Regions from separate parts of the Homo sapiens genome. Here region 2 is linked to region 1. Evidence: chromatin contacts called from ENCODE Hi-C or POLR2A ChIA-PET data. All regions are on one chromosome and are shown on one strand. The core of a region is the stretch at or near the end of the contact, and the rest is flanking DNA. Distances in the headings are between cores, read along the strand shown. Region 1 holds the start of BIRC5 (baculoviral IAP repeat containing 5). Region 2 has its middle 23 kb from the start of TMEM235.

Region 1 (4,409 bases), core at 590-3,089:
GGATTTGATAACTGCAGCGAAGTTAAGTTTCCTGATTTTGATGATTGTGTTGTGGTTGTGTAAGAGAATGAAGTATTTCGGGGTAGTATGGTAATGCCTTCAACTTACAAACGGTTCAGGTAAACCACCCATATACATACATATACATGCATGTGATATATACACATACAGGGATGTGTGTGTGTTCACATATATGAGGGGAGAGAGACTAGGGGAGAGAAAGTAGGTTGGGGAGAGGGAGAGAGAAAGGAAAACAGGAGACAGAGAGAGAGCGGGGAGTAGAGAGAGGGAAGGGGTAAGAGAGGGAGAGGAGGAGAGAAAGGGAGGAAGAAGCAGAGAGTGAATGTTAAAGGAAACAGGCAAAACATAAACAGAAAATCTGGGTGAAGGGTATATGAGTATTCTTTGTACTATTCTTGCAATTATCTTTTATTTAAATTGACATCGGGCCGGGCGCAGTGGCTCACATCTGTAATCCCAGCACTTTGGGAGGCCGAGGCAGGCAGATCACTTGAGGTCAGGAGTTTGAGACCAGCCTGGCAAACATGGTGAAACCCCATCTCTACTAAAAATACAAAAATTAGCCTGGTGTGGTGGTGCATGCCTTTAATCTCAGCTACTCGGGAGGCTGAGGCAGGAGAATCGCTTGAACCCGTGGCGGGGAGGAGGTTGCAGTGAGCTGAGATCATGCCACTGCACTCCAGCCTGGGCGATAGAGCGAGACTCAGTTTCAAATAAATAAATAAACATCAAAATAAAAAGTTACTGTATTAAAGAATGGGGGCGGGGTGGGAGGGGTGGGGAGAGGTTGCAAAAATAAATAAATAAATAAATAAACCCCAAAATGAAAAAGACAGTGGAGGCACCAGGCCTGCGTGGGGCTGGAGGGCTAATAAGGCCAGGCCTCTTATCTCTGGCCATAGAACCAGAGAAGTGAGTGGATGTGATGCCCAGCTCCAGAAGTGACTCCAGAACACCCTGTTCCAAAGCAGAGGACACACTGATTTTTTTTTTAATAGGCTGCAGGACTTACTGTTGGTGGGACGCCCTGCTTTGCGAAGGGAAAGGAGGAGTTTGCCCTGAGCACAGGCCCCCACCCTCCACTGGGCTTTCCCCAGCTCCCTTGTCTTCTTATCACGGTAGTGGCCCAGTCCCTGGCCCCTGACTCCAGAAGGTGGCCCTCCTGGAAACCCAGGTCGTGCAGTCAACGATGTACTCGCCGGGACAGCGATGTCTGCTGCACTCCATCCCTCCCCTGTTCATTTGTCCTTCATGCCCGTCTGGAGTAGATGCTTTTTGCAGAGGTGGCACCCTGTAAAGCTCTCCTGTCTGACTTTTTTTTTTTTTTTAGACTGAGTTTTGCTCTTGTTGCCTAGGCTGGAGTGCAATGGCACAATCTCAGCTCACTGCACCCTCTGCCTCCCGGGTTCAAGCGATTCTCCTGCCTCAGCCTCCCGAGTAGTTGGGATTACAGGCATGCACCACCACGCCCAGCTAATTTTTGTATTTTTAGTAGAGACAAGGTTTCACCGTGATGGCCAGGCTGGTCTTGAACTCCAGGACTCAAGTGATGCTCCTGCCTAGGCCTCTCAAAGTGTTGGGATTACAGGCGTGAGCCACTGCACCCGGCCTGCACGCGTTCTTTGAAAGCAGTCGAGGGGGCGCTAGGTGTGGGCAGGGACGAGCTGGCGCGGCGTCGCTGGGTGCACCGCGACCACGGGCAGAGCCACGCGGCGGGAGGACTACAACTCCCGGCACACCCCGCGCCGCCCCGCCTCTACTCCCAGAAGGCCGCGGGGGGTGGACCGCCTAAGAGGGCGTGCGCTCCCGACATGCCCCGCGGCGCGCCATTAACCGCCAGATTTGAATCGCGGGACCCGTTGGCAGAGGTGGCGGCGGCGGCATGGGTGCCCCGACGTTGCCCCCTGCCTGGCAGCCCTTTCTCAAGGACCACCGCATCTCTACATTCAAGAACTGGCCCTTCTTGGAGGGCTGCGCCTGCACCCCGGAGCGGGTGAGACTGCCCGGCCTCCTGGGGTCCCCCACGCCCGCCTTGCCCTGTCCCTAGCGAGGCCACTGTGACTGGGCCTCGGGGGTACAAGCCGCCCTCCCCTCCCCGTCCTGTCCCCAGCGAGGCCACTGTGGCTGGGCCCCTTGGGTCCAGGCCGGCCTCCCCTCCCTGCTTTGTCCCCATCGAGGCCTTTGTGGCTGGGCCTCGGGGTTCCGGGCTGCCACGTCCACTCACGAGCTGTGCTGTCCCTTGCAGATGGCCGAGGCTGGCTTCATCCACTGCCCCACTGAGAACGAGCCAGACTTGGCCCAGTGTTTCTTCTGCTTCAAGGAGCTGGAAGGCTGGGAGCCAGATGACGACCCCATGTAAGTCTTCTCTGGCCAGCCTCGATGGGCTTTGTTTTGAACTGAGTTGTCAAAAGATTTGAGTTGCAAAGACACTTAGTATGGGAGGGTTGCTTTCCACCCTCATTGCTTCTTAAACAGCTGTTGTGAACGGATACCTCTCTATATGCTGGTGCCTTGGTGATGCTTACAACCTAATTAAATCTCATTTGACCAAAATGCCTTGGGGTGGACGTAAGATGCCTGATGCCTTTCATGTTCAACAGAATACATCAGCAGACCCTGTTGTTGTGAACTCCCAGGAACGTCCAAGTGCTTTTTTTGAGATTTTTTAAAAAACAGTTTAATTGAAATATAACCTACACAGCACAAAAATTACCCTTTGAAAGTGTGCACTTCACACTTTCGGAGGCTGAGGCGGGCGGATCACCTGAGGTCAGGAGTTCAAGACCTGCCTGGCCAACTTGGCGAAACCCCGTCTCTACTAAAAATACAAAAATTAGCCGGGCATGGTAGCGCACGCCCGTAATCCCAGCTACTCGGGAGGCTAAGGCAGGAGAATCGCTTGAACCTGGGAGGCGGAGGTTGCAGTGAGCCGAGATTGTGCCAATGCACTCCAGCCTCGGCGACAGAGCGAGACTCCGTCATAAAAATAAAAAATTGAAAAAAAAAAAAGAAAGAAAGCATATACTTCAGTGTTGTTCTGGATTTTTTTCTTCAAGATGCCTAGTTAATGACAATGAAATTCTGTACTCGGATGGTATCTGTCTTTCCACACTGTAATGCCATATTCTTTTCTCACCTTTTTTTCTGTCGGATTCAGTTGCTTCCACAGCTTTAATTTTTTTCCCCTGGAGAATCACCCCAGTTGTTTTTCTTTTTGGCCAGAAGAGAGTAGCTGTTTTTTTTCTTAGTATGTTTGCTATGGTGGTTATACTGCATCCCCGTAATCACTGGGAAAAGATCAGTGGTATTCTTCTTGAAAATGAATAAGTGTTATGATATTTTCAGATTAGAGTTACAACTGGCTGTCTTTTTGGACTTTGTGTGGCCATGTTTTCATTGTAATGCAGTTCTGGTAACGGTGATAGTCAGTTATACAGGGAGACTCCCCTAGCAGAAAATGAGAGTGTGAGCTAGGGGGTCCCTTGGGGAACCCGGGGCAATAATGCCCTTCTCTGCCCTTAATCCTTACAGTGGGCCGGGCACGGTGGCTTACGCCTGTAATACCAGCACTTTGGGAGGCCGAGGCGGGCGGATCACGAGGTCAGGAGATCGAGACCATCTTGGCTAATACGGTGAAACCCCGTCTCCACTAAAAATACAAAAAATTAGCCGGGCGTGGTGGTGGGCGCCTGTAGTCCCAGCTACTCGGGAGGCTGAGGCAGGAGAATGGCGTGAACCCAGGAGGCGGAGCTTGCAGTGAGCCGAGATTGCACCACTGCACTCCAGCCTGGGCGACAGAATGAGACTCCGTCTCAAAAAAAAAAAAAAAAGAAAAAAATCTTTACAGTGGATTACATAACAATTCCAGTGAAATGAAATTACTTCAAACAGTTCCTTGAGAATGTTGGAGGGATTTGACATGTAATTCCTTTGGACATATACCATGTAACACTTTTCCAACTAATTGCTAAGGAAGTCCAGATAAAATAGATACATTAGCCACACAGATGTGGGGGGAGATGTCCACAGGGAGAGAGAAGGTGCTAAGAGGTGCCATATGGGAATGTGGCTTGGGCAAAGCACTGATGCCATCAACTTCAGACTTGACGTCTTACTCCTGAGGCAGAGCAGGGTGTGCCTGTGGAGGGCGTGGGGAGGTGGCCCGTGGGGAGTGGACTGCCGCTTTAATCCCTTCAGCTGCCTTTCCGCTGTTGTTTTGATTTTTCTAGAGAGGAACATAAAAAGCATTCGTCCGGTTGCGCTTTCCTTTCTGTCAAGAAGCAGTTTGAAGAATTAACCCTTGGTGAATTTTTGAAACTGGACAGAGAAAGAGCCAAGAACAAAATTGTATGTATTGGGAATAAGAACTGCTCAAACCCTGTTCAATG
Region 2 (4,409 bases), core at 840-3,339, 40 kb after region 1:
CCTCACACCTGTCTCACTTCCTTTCCCCTCAGCCCTTTGCAGGTGGGGCCTGTGGTTTCTCTGCTGACTTCCTTTCCTCGTCAGGAGGGATGAGTGGGGGGCTGGACGGGGTGTGAGGGTGCAGCTGGAGGGTGAGGAAGGCTCCCGCTCTTGCTGTAAAGCCCACTGTGGTCCCCCCAACTGTGGCATCAAGTCCTTAGCATGACACTCAGGGCTGGAGTGACCTGGCCTCTGCCCCCCCTCCTCAGAGCCTCCTGCACTCTCCACACCTGCCACATCCCCACCTGCGCCCTGAAGACCTTTCTCACCAGTCTGCTTCTGCTCCTGAAGACCCCTGCCCTGTGAGCCGGCGCTCCCTTCCCTGCCTGGGATGCTTCCACTCAGCCTGCAGGAGGGCTCCTCTGTGAAGCCCCCTTCCCCGTGAGCCACAGCCTCGCCCCATCCTCTGCTTCCCAGGGCACCCTCTCTAGACTCCCATCAACTCAAGCGCCTCCCCAGCCTCTCCTTGAGCGGCAGTGACTTGTTGACATGTGAGGCTGCCTGGGAGCATGGAGATCAGCATCTCCAGCAACGCTGGGCAGCAGCTGGATACATGCTTAGCCCCAGCCATCCCTTAACCCCTTAGCAGACGGGCCCTCGGGATTCAACTGGTGACCCCATGGCTTGTCCTGGCCTAGCTGAGGGGTGTGCACACCCCAACAGTCAAAGTGGTTCACTATGGCAACTCACAACCCAGGGCTGGGGCTGGGGGTCGCTGTACCCTGGAGACACTCCCTAGGTTATTAGAACCCACTCCTTGCGAGGTGCAGCCTGTAGAACCTGCCCCTTTCTACATCTATTTTCCATTTGCCTTCTGTGGGGGAAGGCAGTGCAGGAGAACAGTTGTGGGTTTCAGAGTCAGAAGACCCGGGTTCAAACCTTGGTTCTGCCATTTACTAAGTATGGGGCCTGGAGCGCCTCCCTCCACATCTCAGAACCCTCCTCTGCAAGACTGGACATCACCCATCTCAGGGGGCAGCTGGGTGACAATGCAGGACACACACAACCACCTGGTGAGCCTATAGAAATGCAGGTTCTTCTCGGCAGGCCATGTGAATCTGCATTTCTTTTATTTATTTATTTTTATTTTTATTTTTTTTTTTTTGAGATGGAGTCTCGCTCTTGTCGCCCAGGCTGGAATGCAGTGGGACGATCTCAGCTCACTGCAACCTCTGCCTCCCGGGTTCAAGTGATTCTCCTGCCTCAGCCTCCTGAGAAGCTGGGATTACGGGTGCCCACCACCACGCCCAGATAATTTTTGTATTTTTAGTAGAGATGGGGTTTCATCATGTTGGCCAGGCTGGTCTCGAACTCCTGACCTCGTGATCCGCCTGCCTTGGCCTCTCAAAATGCTAGGATTACAGGCTTGAGCCACTGCGCCCGGCCGGAATCTGCATTTCTAACTTTCAGGTAACAGCAGCACGCACGCAGACGGCAAGCCTATCCTGTGGCAGGTGTTCATTACACCCATTTATGTCGGAGGTTGCAATTTTTTGAATTTTTGCCATCAGACCTTGGCGATGACCTTGAGCAGTAGGACATAAATACCTCCCAGATGCTTAGCGTTCCAATAATGGAACACTAGGCATAAATGGGTTTTAAGCGCCAAGGGAGCCACTTCCCCTGCGTCCCAGACCATCACGGACAGCGCTCCGCTGCCGCCTCCACGACCCCCGGCCTGCACGCCGGTCTTCGCCGTAGTCGTCGTCCCCCACGACCGCCTCGGCCATGACGCACCTCATGGCCGGCCCGGGCCTGGTCACCTTGTCGCTGCGCAGGCCCACCACGTAGGCTGCGACCCCCGCGCTCCCACACCCCGCCCGGAGCGCCCCATGTACCGGGGCCGCCGCTCGGGCCAGTCTGCGGAGCATGGCGCGGGCAGCGCCCGACTCCCCACCCCGGCGGGAGCTGCTGACTCCTCTACTCCCCAGCGAAGGCGGCGAGAGCGACGTGGTCGGTGCGGCCAGAATTCCTAGAGCTGGGAAGCAGCCGCCCTGGGCCGGGGGTCCAGGGAGCGAGCCCCGTGGCACGCTGGGAGTTGTAGTTCGCGCTCCCTCGCGGCGGGCGTGCGCGAGCGTCTGCGAACGGGCCCCGTGGCACGCTGGGAGTTGTAGTACGGGCTGCGTCGCGGCGGAGAACCAGCGAGCCCGTGATGCTGAAGCAGAAGGTTCTGCTCATTGAAGGAGAAACCGAGGCCGAGCGAGTGTGTGTGTGTGTGTGTGTGTGTGTGTGTGTGTGTGTGTGTGTGACAGAGTCTCGCTTTGTCGCCCAGGCTGGAGTGCAGTGACGCGATCTTGACTCACTGCAACCTCCGCCTCACAGGTACAAGCAATTCTCCTGTCTCAGCCTCCCGAGTAGCTGGGATTACAGGCGCGCGCCACCACGCCCAGCTAATTTTTTTTTTTTTTTGTATTTTTAGTAGAGAGGAGTTTTCACCATGTTGGCCTGGCTGGTCTCGAACTCTTGACCTCAGGTGATCCACCCGACTTGACCTCCCAAATTGCTGGGATTACAGGCGTGAGCCACTGCACCCAGCCCTGGGCGAGCTTTTATAACACAGACGCTCATGTGGCACTTGCCATGTGCCAGGCTCTGCCCCAGGCCCTTTGCAAATGTTAGCTCAGTTAAACCTCCCAACGACTCTAGGAGACAAGCACTATTGCTATCCCTGTCTTGCAGATGGGGAACAGGAGACGCGGAGCTAACGGACAGCTGGAGGCCACTTGGGTAGGAATTGGTCCGGGCGGGGTACCGCTGTCTCCAGAGGGCAGCCCTAAATCACTGTTTCATGCTGCCCCTAAAACACAGCTTCCCTCGTTTACCATCTTCAGTATTGATTTGTTGAGCAAGTTCGGTGCGCCAGGCAGTGTCCAGGTGTCCAGGTGCCAGGCTGGGGGACAGGGCTATGTCTCCAGCCGGGTTCCAGTCTAAGGGGAGACCGCTAAAAGAATGCGTGGGGAGCCCCTCCTCCATAGGCCCCTGCCCCTGGGTGGACTGCCTCCATGGGGGCAGGGTGGTGCTGAAGTTCAAGCCAGCTGTGTGGCCTTGGACAAGCCATGTAGCTTCTTTGTGCCTCGGTTTCCTCAACTGCAGATTGGGCTGTTGTGAGCATTCAGTGACTGGATATGTGTTTGGTGCTGACCCCAATGCCTGGCTTGCTGTAAGCTCAGGGTGGTCACCCCACTGTGGCTGTTTTTTAATTTTTTAAGACAGGGTCTCACTCTATCCCCCAAGCTGGAGTGCAGTGGTGTGATTACAGCTCAGTGCATTCTTGACTTCCTGGGCTTGGGTGAACCTCCCACCTCAGCCTCCCAAGTAGTTGGGACTACAGGCAAGTGCTACTATGCCTGGCTAATCTTTCTGTGTTTTTCGTAGAGACAAGGTCTTGCTGTGTTGCTCAGGCTGGTCTCAAGCTCCTGAGCCCAAGTGATTCTCCCTCAGCCCCACAAAGTGCTGGGATTACAGGCGTGAGCCATCACGACCTGCCCAGCTGTGGCTGTTATTATCATTGTCGTTACTGATCCCAGCTTGGAACTCTGAGGGCCCGGGGGCTTTGGGGTGAACTCTGACACAGTCTAGACTGTGGGGTGCCCTTCCCCCACACAGGGAGCACAGGCACCCATTGCCACTCAGCGGCTCCTCTTCCTCTTTCTGTCCCCCATAGGAGAAAGATCCAGGAGGGGCCACAGCTGCTGGGCCAAGCGTCTGGTGAGGGTGGCCCTTGGTGAGGAGGACACCCATCCTAGATCAGTCATGGCCAGGCCTTTACCACAGGCCAGCTCCAGGTCAGGCCTGGGGACTTAGGGCGAGCAGAGGTGGCCTGCCCTCCAGAGCTCAGGTCCCAGGGGTGGGGGACAAGATGCTGGCCGTGAGAGGATGGCAGCGAGGAAGCAGCTCTAACAGTCCCAGTCCAGGCAGCAGGGCAGGCTTTTTGGAGGAAGCAGTGATTAGGCTGAGCTTCGAAGATGGAGCCGACTTTGGACAGAGGGATAGCAGGGGTGAAGCCTCTGGGTAGAGAGGAGCTGCTGCGTTTGTGGCCCTGAGGGCCAGCGTGGCTGGGGAAGTGAGCAGGGGTGGGGATGGAGCCCAAAAGCTACATCCGGGGCCTGATGACCTCTCAGGGGCTCTCCATCTCTCTTCCTTCAGCTTGGTGGGAATTGTAAGTACCCGCAGGGTCAGTGGTCCCAAGGACACCCATGTGATGGACAGGCTTGCTGCCTTCCCCTCCCCAGAGCCCTTCTGGGCCTGACCCACAATCTGCACCAAATTCCTGCCCTTAGAAAACAAGCCCCTTATCTCATTGTCTGGCTCCAGACCTTCTGCTGGGAAGTAGGGGGCGGGGAACGGAGGCCTCTGTGGGAAGGAAAGGA

Evidence for each region. Hi-C counts contacts between places; a loop is a spot of excess contacts on that map. ChIA-PET counts read pairs that join two places held with the same protein, here RNA polymerase II (POLR2A). Pooled maps may share reads with other maps.
Region 2: a loop to region 1 is called in a map of CD8-positive, alpha-beta T cell, with 27 times the contacts of the local background. The contact joins the enhancer-like site here to the promoter of BIRC5 in region 1. A Hi-C loop is called at or near these places in 22 of 168 maps with a recorded cell type or tissue (B cell, CD14-positive monocyte, CD4-positive, alpha-beta T cell and 14 more), 20 of 37 single-sample maps with no recorded cell type and 26 of 50 pooled maps. POLR2A ChIA-PET finds 5 or more read pairs at or near these places in 19 of 52 experiments (A673, AG04450, B cell and 14 more).

Annotation. Positions count from the first base shown.
Region 1 is chr17:78,212,414-78,216,822 of GRCh38, forward strand. BIRC5 (baculoviral IAP repeat containing 5) reads left to right here and starts at 1,840. Exons shown (of 4, transcript NM_001168.3): 1 at 1,840-2,014; 2 at 2,267-2,376; 3 at 4,251-4,368. The coding sequence starts at 1,904. RefSeq lists an enhancer at 1,585-2,486.
Region 2 is chr17:78,252,507-78,256,915 of GRCh38, forward strand. It overlaps the pseudogene THA1P. Among named protein-coding and RNA genes, the nearest start is that of TMEM235, 23 kb to the left of the region's middle. RefSeq lists enhancers at 897-1,615, 1,616-2,333, 1,884-2,153, a silencer at 1,704-1,853 and a cis regulatory region at 4,051-4,409. Within about 2 kb of position 2,090, at least 31 of the 41 ENCODE cell types and tissues checked have a DNase peak (open chromatin) inside an H3K27ac peak, as active enhancers do; they include A673, B cell, CD14-positive monocyte and 7 more, where a contact is called at or near this core.